2 separate regions of the Homo sapiens genome follow, and region 2 is linked to region 1. The links are chromatin contacts, found by Hi-C or POLR2A ChIA-PET in ENCODE. All regions are on one chromosome and are shown on one strand. The core of a region is the stretch at or near the end of the contact, and the rest is flanking DNA. Distances in the headings are between cores, read along the strand shown.

Region 1 (5,477 bases), core at 1,311-3,810:
GTATGATATCAAGGAGAGCAAATTGCTGGCATACAAGCTAGCACTCCCCTACGGTGCCCATCCCAGACATCACTAATCTATTTCGGCATTCTTCACAGAATTCTCGACTCCACTCACATGTCCTGTACAACTATGTACTGATGGGGGATGAGTCCATCCACGCCGTTGTGCCGGCCCTCCCACCAGTCCTCCGAGGCGCGGTGGTACAGGAGCAGCGAGGCCCCCTTCTTGAAGGATAGCTCACGCGGGGACCGCCCCATGTAGTCAAACTTGGCAATAGCCTCGATCTGCTCCACTTCTGGAAGGAAATCAAGGGAAAAAGCGTCTCTGAGGTCAGCAAAGTGGCAGCTCAGGAGCCTCACTCAGATGGCCCTGGCTTCTCTGGGGAAGGATAGACTGCACAGCTGGTGAGAACATGGACAGAACGCCTGGTGGGCTGGGGCTCAGGACCCTGGGGTCCTAGCCTCAGATCCACTCTCCACCCTGCAACCTCAGGAAAACCATCAAACCCTCAAAATGTAAAGAGGGAGCTGATACATGCTCCTTTTCCACTGCCCTTCTTGTTCTCTACTTTTTAATGCTCATTAAGACAATATTGTAGAATTTTCGTTTTCTTCCACCCCTTAACACAAGTTCTATTAATATTTCTATTTTTCTATGCACCCTTTTCCTCTTTGTCATTTATAATACTTTTAGTAATTTTTAATCTTTTGAGAGGCCACATCATGTATGCAGACTCTAATCTGCAAAATCCGATACAGGATTTTAAGGGTACCCAGACCCTTCAAAGCTCATTGTTAAGGACTGAACTGTGTCTGCCTCAAATCTATATGTTGAAGCCCTCACCCACAACGTGACTGTATTTTAGAGGCTTTAATTAATGTAAATGAGGTGATTAAAGTTAAATGAGGTCATAATGGTGGGGTCATAATCCTAGTGCTGGTGTCTTTATAAGAGGAGCAGAGGCTGGGCGTGGTAGCTTATGCCTATAAGCCCAACACTTCGGGAGGCTGAGGCAGGAGGATCGCTTGAGTCCAGGAGTTTGAGACCAGCCTGGGCAATATAGTGAGACCTCATTTCCAAAAAAAAATTTTTTTTTAATTAGCTGGGCGTGGTAGCACGTGCCTGTGGTGCCAGCTACTCTAGGGCCCGAGGCAGGAAGATCACTTGAGCCTGGGAGGTTGAGGCTGCAGTGAGCCATGATCATGCCACTGTACTCCAGCTTGGGTGACAGAGCAAGACCCTGTCTCAAAACAAACAAACAAAAGTTCTTGTACAAAAGGGCATAGCTTAGTACAGATACTCATGAGGTATTCGGTTGACAGCAGCTGTCATGACTGTGATTATAATTATTAATGGATTTGGCCTATGGGATGCGTCCAGAGAAGAGACGTTGAACTGCAGAGAGTTTAAGTGTTTTAAACTGCATGGTTTAAGGACCATACAACTAGTGATATTTGGGGAAGAGACGTTTTGGGGAGCAGGGGATTGTGCCTACAGTTTATTCCACCTGTTTTATAGTTTCTACCCTAAGAAGTGTCCATATGTGGTAGAAAACTGATTTTGTATAGGTATTAATGTTTTAATATTTTAAAGTAAGCACAAAGAGGTTTAACATTATAATTCTTACTTTTTTTTATTTTAATAGAACAGAAGAGTAACAAAAGCAACCCCTGCCCTCTCTCTAGCCTGTAGATAGCTTCTCCATGCTGAGCTTTCTTGGGGCTCTCTATCTGCTCCATTCACTGTGGACAATCTCGTCTTCATCGATCTATTCATCCACCTGTCCATCACACAGTTAAGCTCAGAACATTTGGCTTTACCATTTTTTAGTTGTGTGACCTTGGGATACTTAGTTTTTCTTTCTGTGCCTCAGTTTCCTCATCTGTTAAATGGAAATGGTAATAAATAGAACCTATCTTACAGGGTTATTAGAAGGATTAAGTGAGTGAATATACATGAAGTGCTTGCAACAGTGTCTGGCACATAGTACCCTATAAGAGTTACACACATGTTGTTACCAGAGGCTGGTGCACTTCTAAGGGCCACGGATGGCATGGAAAAATCAAAGAGCAGGAGGAGGAAACTCCCTTGTTCACTCCCCATCACTCCCCACCACACACATGCACCAGGGCTCCCCTCTGGAAGCAACTGGCTCAAGAAGACCATGCTTGTGTCCCCATGAGATGCAGTGGCTTTGGGATGTATTTAGCTCTTAGTGACTGAGGCAGCCTTCTGCAGGGAGCAGGCCTCAAACAGTCAAGTCAGCTTCCCCAGCTAGCTACCCGACAAATGTCTTTAAATGCTATTCTAACCTGGGTGTTGGGAGAGAAGGAAGGAGGGAAGGAGGTGGGGAAATGACAGCACCACTAAATGGGTCAGACTAACTCAGATCTTGACTCAGAGTCACATTCTCAGTAAAACAAACAGAGATCTTGGTCCCTCTCTCTGCAGCATCTTTGAATCTCACATCCGGCCGTGTGCTGGAACTGCCTGCTAGCCCATCTGCCTGCCTCGTTACAAGAGTCAGAAAGGCCGGAGGGTTTGCAAGGGCAGGAGCTGAGCCCAGACAGCTGCGTGCTCCTGGGTTCGCCCAGGGACTTCCTCTGACCCAGATTCCCCAAACTAAGAAAGGCGCTGACCTAAGCAGAGGTTTTCTGATACTCAGAGGGGCACAGAGGGGCTGCCTCCGGTTTCTGCCTTTACCATCACCAGAGCCTCCAGCAGTCACTGGACAGCAGCCTGAAGTTGAAAGAGTGGGGCAGCAGGGGGAGCAGACAATGTGAGGGAAAGAAAACAGGAGGAACAGGGCGAACCTCCAGCTCAGAGAAAGCACGTGTGTTTGCAGACGTCGTTACATAAGTGTGTGTGGTGGAAACAGTAATAACAGCTCCCATTGATTACTAAGTCTGTTATTTGGGCTTCTCGTGCCTGAAACAGAATATGTTTCTCCCCCTCATCACTCTCCCACACTCTGTTACCCAAGCTTACTTCATTCCCTCATCTTCCCCATCTCAGGAAACAGAACTGCTGTCTACCTGCTCACCCAGGCCAATGCCCTGGCATGGCTCTGCACACCTCATCCATTAGCGACTCCTTCAGAGTGTCCCCTGGATCTGACCATGGCTCACCACCTCCCATGCCACCCTCTTCACTTCCATACTTGCTTAGGTAGAGCCGCTTCTCCCCACAGCAGCCTAGAGGGTCCTTTACAATCATACAATCACATCATGAAACTCCCCTGTTCAAAATCCTCAGAAGGCTTCCCATGGAGGCTGGAACAAAATCCCAGTGTCTTCCCACTGCTCATAAGGCCCTCCAGGATCCCAATCGCAGAGACCTCTGAGACCTCATCTTCTCTGTCTCTCTCTCTCCTTCACTAGCTCAATCTGCTCTTGCCTCACTAAGCTTCTTGATGTTTTTCCTCCAACATCCTAGTATGACATTTTTTAAACACAAAGTAAAATTGAAAGAATTTCACAGTGAACATGCATGGAACACAACTAAATTCCGCTATGCACATTTTACGATGCTAGATTTATCATATATCTATCCACCCTTCTATCCGTCTTATTTTTTAATGATTTTTAAATTAAGTTATAAACATCAGTATACTTTATCTCTAAACACTTCAGCATAAATATTCATAGAGGTTTTTTTTTTTCTTTTTCTTGAGACAGGGTCTCACTCTGTCACCCAGGCTGGAGTGCAGTGGTGCAATCATGACTCACTGCAACTTGAACCTCCTGAGGATCAAGCAATTCTTCCACCTCAGCCTCCTGAGTAGCTGGGACCACAGGCACATGCCGCCATGCCCAGCTAATTTTTTAAGTTTTTGTAGCAACGGGGGTCTCACTACAGCCTGGGGGACCAGGCTGGTCTCGAACTTCTGGACTCGAGTGATCCTCCTGCCTTGGCCTCCCAAAGTGCTGGGATTACAGGCGTGAGCCACCACCCCCAGCTACAGAGCCTTCTTGATGCTTTTAAAACAGACAAGTGTCTTCCCTTTACAGGGCCTTTGTACTTCCTATTGCTTCTCCCTGGGATGCCTTTCTCCCAGATCTTTGCATTCATCCACACTCAACAAATATGTATTAATGCTATGTGCCGTTTGCTAATTTCATTCAGGTCTGTACTCAAATGTCATTGCCTTACCAAGGCCTTTCCCAGCCGCTCCCAACTGCAAGAGCCCCAACTGCCAAATCACTTTCTAACACCTTCTCTTGCTTTATTTCTCTTCATGGCACTTATCACAACCTGAAATTTATGTGTGTGTGTATGATGTGTGTATTTATGTGTTTGTGGTATGGGTGTGTGTGTATATATATACTATATATATGTATATATACACACACATATACATACACATATGTGTATATATACACACATATAATTTTGAAACTTTACTATCAATCTTTCCTACCAAAGTGTGGGTACCATTAGGACAGAGATTTTCTTTTCTTTCCTACTGTATTCTGACTCCTAGAACAGACCCTAGGACAAACAGGCACTCAATACATATTTATTGCTTGCATGAACAAATTAAGCTTTTACTGGTACCAGGTGTTCTACTTACATTATCACATTTAATCCCATAACAACATTTGAGGCACTACCCTCATTTCATAGATGAGGGAACTGAAGCTGGGTTGAATGATGGGCCTAGGGTTGGGTCACACCAGTAGATACAGTGATGAGCTAACATCTGAGCTCAGGTCCCAGACATCATTAATAGAGGCTTCTAGATGTTTTTGAATTGTGCTAAGCTTATTCCTGCCACAAGGTCTTTGCATCTGTACAGTGTAAATTGACTATATAGATATACAATGCTCTGTGTTTGATGCAATTCAACTCCTGTGTATTGAGAGGCTAATTGTACCAGGTAAAAACCCTGTGGGCTCTACAGTGAGGGAAGAGATGAACAGCCCAGCCCCTGAGCTACAGGAGAGGTTGAGACTGTCTCAGTAGGGGCCTGGCTGGAGTCACATTTTAGGAAAATCACTCCAGTGGCAAAGCAGAGCAGTGGAGGGATTGGAGGGGAGAGGCTGGAGGCAGCAGTGGTTCAGAGACGGCTACACTGGTGCGGCCTCTGAACTAGCATGGGCTAGACATGGGCTTTTCCGGAGATGAAAAGACATGTTGAAGCTTTGCTTTTATTTCAGAATCTGAAGGTTGGACATTTATGCTTCTCTACCCATCAAATCCCTCCCTCTAGCCATGCCATTCCAGAGAACTCTGTTATAGGTCATGAGTCCTGCCTGCATGAAAGAGGGGATGGCTCCATTCCTCTCAATACCACTTATGTCCCTCTGCCTACCCCACCCCCTACTTCATCCCCAGAAGTGAGAACACTAATCTCATGCAACCAGTTTACTAGAGGCCAAGTCACTGTATCAAAGGCTGAGAATGTGGGTGTACCTTCTCTTCTCCGTCATCTTCCCTGTGATGAGAGTAATGACAGAAGCCAGGGCCTGTTT
Region 2 (5,477 bases), core at 998-3,497, 40 kb after region 1:
AGAGAGTGTCAAAAATGTGACACAAGGCCAAAGGTTTTAAGTTTGGGGATTAGAAATAACTTGATGATAGCAACATTGTCACCCTGTTTTCATAGTGTTTGGCTTGTTTTTGAACATTCCCAGATCATTTCCTTATCACATTGCATGACAACCTCACAACAACCCTGTGAGGCTGGGAAAGAATATTCAATTCACTTTACATACAAGGCCAGTGAGCCCACAAAAGATGAAGAAACTTGCCTAAGGTCACACAAATAAAATGTGATTGAGGCTGGTGGTAAAATTCAGCTCTTCCTACTCTCAAGGATCTAGTGTGAGTATGAAAGTGATTTTATCATAGAACATCCAGAAGTAACATTAAATTATCTGTTAAATTCTCATGGCCAGGAAGAGCGGAGACTCTAAAAGCAGGTGTTGGACACTCAATATCAAAAAACCTACGGTGCCCAACTGGAGGGTTTCCTTAAAAGAAAGTCCTAAGTGTTTTTTGTTTTTTCTTAAATTCTACAAAGTGGAAAAAAGGGGAAATAGCATATGTTTTCCCATTTTTCCTGCCCAATCCAGAAAGCAAAGGACTGTGTGAATCACACGAGGATTTCTTTCTTTGTGTGGTGCTCTGTGCACTGTCTGGAATCTCTGACAAGGAAACGTAGCTATCCCAACTTTGCACAATATCAAATCTATATCGACTTACTGAAGTGCTGGGTGGGGCACAAAGTGGGGAGCAGGGGGGCAGCTCGGCCAAGGAAAGTGGGGCAGCCTAAGCCTTCCATCTCTTCTGCTGCTCAGATGCAGAGCAAAAAGGAAAGAAAGAAAGAAAGAGAGGCAGGGAAAACAGGAACAGAGAAAGCCACAGAGAGGAAGAAAGAGAAACCAGAGACCAATGTCCCCTTTCTGCCTTTTAATCAAGATGAAAATTAACACACGTTGGCAACACAGGAAATAGCCTCAAAATTATCCTGCAACTAAAGGGATGTGATGAAAAATTCCCCTAGATAACCTAATAGACTTGGAGGTCAACATCCCAAATGGTGGCAATGCTGTAGGGCAATGCCAGTCGGGCCCTTGGAGGCTATTCATGGGCTGTGTACTGCGTTGCATCTGCCTGAACAAGATCTCAAGTGATTTCACCTCTAATCCAGACCACGAGGGCATGTCAACCTGGGTAAGGGGAGCCAGACATTCATTTGAATCACAATAATCAAACCTTATATTTGCATCTTGCTTTGACATTTGCAATACGCTTTTAAACTTAAGTGCATTATCACATCTGGCCATCCTGAATTACAGGGTTATTATGAATTTGGTCTATTCTAAGATAAGGTTCTGAAGTGTGAGAAAAATATAACATGCTGCAGCCCATATGCAACACCAGTTCCTCTATACAAGGTCAACAGCAACTTAGCTGAGGGGATCCTGCTCAAATAACCATCCAGAAATGATATCCACCTCGTGTGGGAGTCCATGGAAGATACAGAGAGAGCCATAGGACAGAGACATTGTTAGCAACAATTTCCACAAGTTAAATCATGATTTTGGAGGTAAGGGGAGACTTTTAGTTTACTAACAAAGTTGTCTTTGACCTTGACCAGGAACCAGAGTACACAGGGCTATGTCTGCAATTGAACGCAGGGTAGCTGCAGTTGAATGCAGGGTGTCTAAGTGGGAGGTCTGATAAACTCAGCTTGGATTTCCCAGGCCCTAGGTCAAGGAGGGTGTGGAAGACAACACTTCAGAGGGCTTTATTTAAAACACAAAACAAAACAAAACAAAACAAAACAAAACACACAAACCCTCAACTTTCCCCTGAGGGAAGACCCTGAGACCTGGCCAAGTGTTTGATTACAGATCTCCTCTCCCACACTCTGCTGGAACAAACTTCTCTGCGTGAGTTCTAGGAATTAGGAGGAAGTGAGGGACAGCTCAATTCATCCCCCATCTGTTTCACTATTTGCAGAATTTGGTGTAAAATACAGCTTCTGTTGTTTTGAGACTATGACAACATTCTCTCGCCAGAAAAGAAAAAAAAATTATAATGGGTTCGTTTCTAAAAGGTTCTTCGAAAGTGACCCTGCACATCTGCCGCCCCGTGTGCTGGAAGGGCCTTGCCTGGTGTGAATCATCCTGATGTTTCCAAATTGCCAGAGCCCAGAGGAACAGCTGTACGGGCTGAACTTCTGCCAAGCCCTCCGTCTCCCCATCCTGAGCCCAGGAAACTGAAAACCCCAGAGGTTGCCAAGACTTTGCCCAACTCCCTTCCCAAGGAGCAGGAGAGAGTTGGGAGTTCATCTTTGCTCTTGCCAAACATGAGGGCTTCCCAGGATTTGGGGCCACTGGAAAGCATTTGTGGGAAAAGAAAGAATGCCCTCAGGTCCCTGGGCCCAGAAAGTGAGGCAAAAAGTAGCGCTCTACTGCCGTGTGATGGAAAAGTGCAGGCCTCTGGGCCACTGGCTGAATTCCAGCTAGGCAGTGCAATATCTCTTAATAGGAACATAGAAATGAAATAGGCTCTAAGCAAACAACCTGGCCAGTGACAGAGCCACTTATGGATCTAAGCTCTCTGAAAGGGAAGTAAAGTCAGCCCCTGGGCTATCAGCTGCTGAGTGGAAAGTGTTCACTGGCTCTGGTCTGCTCAGGAAAAAGCGCAAAAGGGAATGTTGAACAAGCTGAAGAGAAAGCAGAAGTTGCCCGTGTGTTACTTTCCGTCAGCTCATCCAAGTGCCCGTGAGGTCCAAGCTAGGGTGTGGACGGCAGGAGAGTCTGTGCACGCCTATGCACATGCGTGTGCCCAGCTGCGCGCAATCTGAGCCTGGCCCAAAGCCTTGGTACATGGGGACCTCAGGCTGGGCCTCGCAGCATGGCTGGGCAGTTTGCTCAGCATGGTGTAGCAGGTGGGAAGAGAGGTCAACAGCCACCCCACAGCCTCTGGCCCCTACAGGCTGCCCTCAGCCACTCTGAGTAGACAATACTGTCTCACCCGATGGCCAGCGCAAAGGGAGGGTGCCCCACTGCCACACAGCAGCCCCAAAAGCGCCCCTTCCATCGCCAGCCTGGAGGGGCGTGGCTTTGTCAGTCTAATGCTAGAACAAGCAAAGCAGCAACTGTGCCTCACCTGGGCACACCCACACCGGCCCTTGGGGACATTGGTGAAGAAGCCATCCCTGCTTCTCCAGCTCCTGGCAGTGCCTCCCCAGCCCCATCCCACTCCCACCTCGGGCAGCAGATGAAAGAAAACACAACTCTCCCACTCTCACCTGGTGGTGCCGCATTCTGCTCTTTCCCCTGCAAAGAAAAGTATACATGAATGTTTAATTGCCTTTTCTTTTTAATCCAAAGAACATTCATCTTTTTCTAAAAACAAAATACAATGAGTCTTAATTATTTATGAAATATGAAATCTAATTATGCCTAAGGTGCGGTCTGTTGAAAAGAACTGCGTCTTATTAATTCTTCATTAAAAGCCTCCTGTTTGTAGGGCTGTGTTCACACACACATTATTGTTCACAGACATATTTTCAGTGATTCTCAAACTACAGCCCGCTGACCACTTGCATCAGAAACATCTGGGGGTCTTGTTAAAGATGCAGATTTCTTGGCTGTCTCATGGGTCTTCTGAATCAGAATCTCTGAGATAAAAACCCAGAAATCTGCATTTTAACTACCACCCCTGGTGATCACTTCTATGCCTCCCAAAGTTCAAAAACTCCTGCAATGTTTAATGGCAACAAAGATTGACCGAGCCCCTGTTGTATGCCTGGCACTGAAGGATACCAGCCGTAAGGCTGGTGCTCCTCCACCCTGCTGCCCTGCCTCTGCCTTCATTCCCAGCTGAAGATCTTCTCATTTTCTTTACTGGAAAAGAAAATCAAGTACTATGGGTTCTCCATGTGCATGCCTCCACGAGGCCCTCCCACCTACCTGCCAGACAAAGCCCAGACCTTCTCCTTATGCCCTGGTTCCATCCCCTCTGTCCTTCTGGGGGCCTTAGTTTCTGCAGGTATCTCCCCTCTCGCTAGCATCACCAATCTCCTCTCTTCTGGACCATTTCCAACAGCATATCAACATGTTCTGGATATGCATGACCTAGCTTTTAACCCTTCTGTTGACCCCATTTCTCCTTCCAGCTACATCCTCATTTCTCTGCTCTTCTTTACAGCACAATTCCCTGAAGGAGATGTCTGGAGGCACTACTGCTTCCTCCCCTGCTATTCCCTCCTCACCTCTTTGCAGCTAGGCTTCTGTCCTCATCCCTGGGCTGACACTGCTCTTGTCAAGGTCAACACTTAAGGGCAACAAGGATCTCCTTGAGGCTGAATCCAATGGTCTTCTCTGTCCTTATCGTACCTGACCTCTCCGCACCATGCTGCTCAGTTCACGACTCCCTTCTTACAAAGCTCTCTACTCTTCACTTTCATGACTCCACACTTTCCAGGTGTTCTTCCTGCCCTACAAGTTCCTCAGTTTCTCCTGTCTCCTCCTCATTCTGCCCAACCTCAAACCTCAAAATGTTGGAGTGCCATCAGGACACAGACCCAGGGCTGCTTTCCTTTTCTACACATCCTCTCTAAGTGACCGCAAGTGCTTACCAAGGACTCCCTACTCTATGTCCAGATCTTACGCTTCCCTAGAATTCCAAACTCAGATGCACTGCAATCTTTTATAAAAATAGCATAACTGAGGTATAATTTATATATCATAAAATTTACCCATTTGGAGTGTATAATTCAGTGATTTTTAGTGACTATTCAAAGTTATGCAACCCTCACCAGAATTCAGTTTGAAAATATTTCCATCCCCAGAAAAAGATCTTTCATGCCCACTAATAGTCACTCCCTGTTCCTGCCTCCGGCCCCTGGCAACCCTAATCTACTCTCTGTCTCTACAGATTTGCGTAGTCGAGACATTTTATATAGATGGAATTATACAAGATGTGGTCTTCTGCATCTGGCTTCTTTCACTTAGCATAAAGCTTTTGAGGTCTATCCATATAGTACGGTTTAGTAATTCATTTCTTCATATGACTTGGTAATATTCCATCATATGCACAGACCACATTTTCTTTATCCACTCAACACAAATTGCCTTCTTTTATCTCAAACCTTAAATGTTTCCCATAGCACTCTTTCTTTCTATGCCCCAAACCTACTTTCACCCAAGTCTTCAATATCTCAATAAGTGGATATCCACCTCCCCTCTTCTTTAAGCCAGAAGTCTAACAGGTGCTCTCCTTGAAAACTGTCTTTCCTTCATAAATTAAATTTGTCCACTTCTCTCCACTTAACACTATCTTCTTAGTCCATGCCATGCTTGTCTCTTACCTGGACGACTTTCTTTTTAACTGGGTCTCCTATTCCACTACCATCCATTCTTGCCTCAGCAGCCAAGCAATCTCTTTAAACTGTAAATCAGATCATGTCCTTCCCTTGCTTAGAACCCTCCAATAACCTCTCATCGCACAAGGGACAAAATCCAGACCT

The links. A loop is a pair of places that touch in the nucleus more often than their neighbours do. ChIA-PET counts read pairs that join two places held with the same protein, here RNA polymerase II (POLR2A). Pooled maps may share reads with other maps.
Region 2: a loop to region 1 is called in a pooled map, with 2.6 times the contacts of the local background. The contact joins two enhancer-like sites. A Hi-C loop is called at or near these places in 3 of 168 maps with a recorded cell type or tissue (Caco-2, Right ventricle myocardium inferior and endothelial cell of hepatic sinusoid) and 6 of 50 pooled maps. POLR2A ChIA-PET finds 5 or more read pairs at or near these places in 4 of 52 experiments (GM12878, K562, WTC11 and 1 more).

Annotation. Positions count from the first base shown.
Region 1 is chr3:8,994,226-8,999,702 of GRCh38, forward strand. It overlaps SRGAP3 (SLIT-ROBO Rho GTPase activating protein 3), which reads right to left. Exons shown (of 22, transcript NM_014850.4): 19 at 118-298. Among named protein-coding and RNA genes, the nearest start is that of RAD18, 33 kb to the left of the region's middle. RefSeq lists an enhancer at 2,544-3,043. Within about 2 kb of position 2,561, at least 8 of the 41 ENCODE cell types and tissues checked have a DNase peak (open chromatin) inside an H3K27ac peak, as active enhancers do.
Region 2 is chr3:9,034,809-9,040,285 of GRCh38, forward strand. It overlaps SRGAP3 (SLIT-ROBO Rho GTPase activating protein 3), which reads right to left. Exons shown (of 22, transcript NM_014850.4): 11 at 3,255-3,282. Among named protein-coding and RNA genes, the nearest start is that of RAD18, 74 kb to the left of the region's middle. Within about 2 kb of position 2,248, at least 14 of the 41 ENCODE cell types and tissues checked have a DNase peak (open chromatin) inside an H3K27ac peak, as active enhancers do.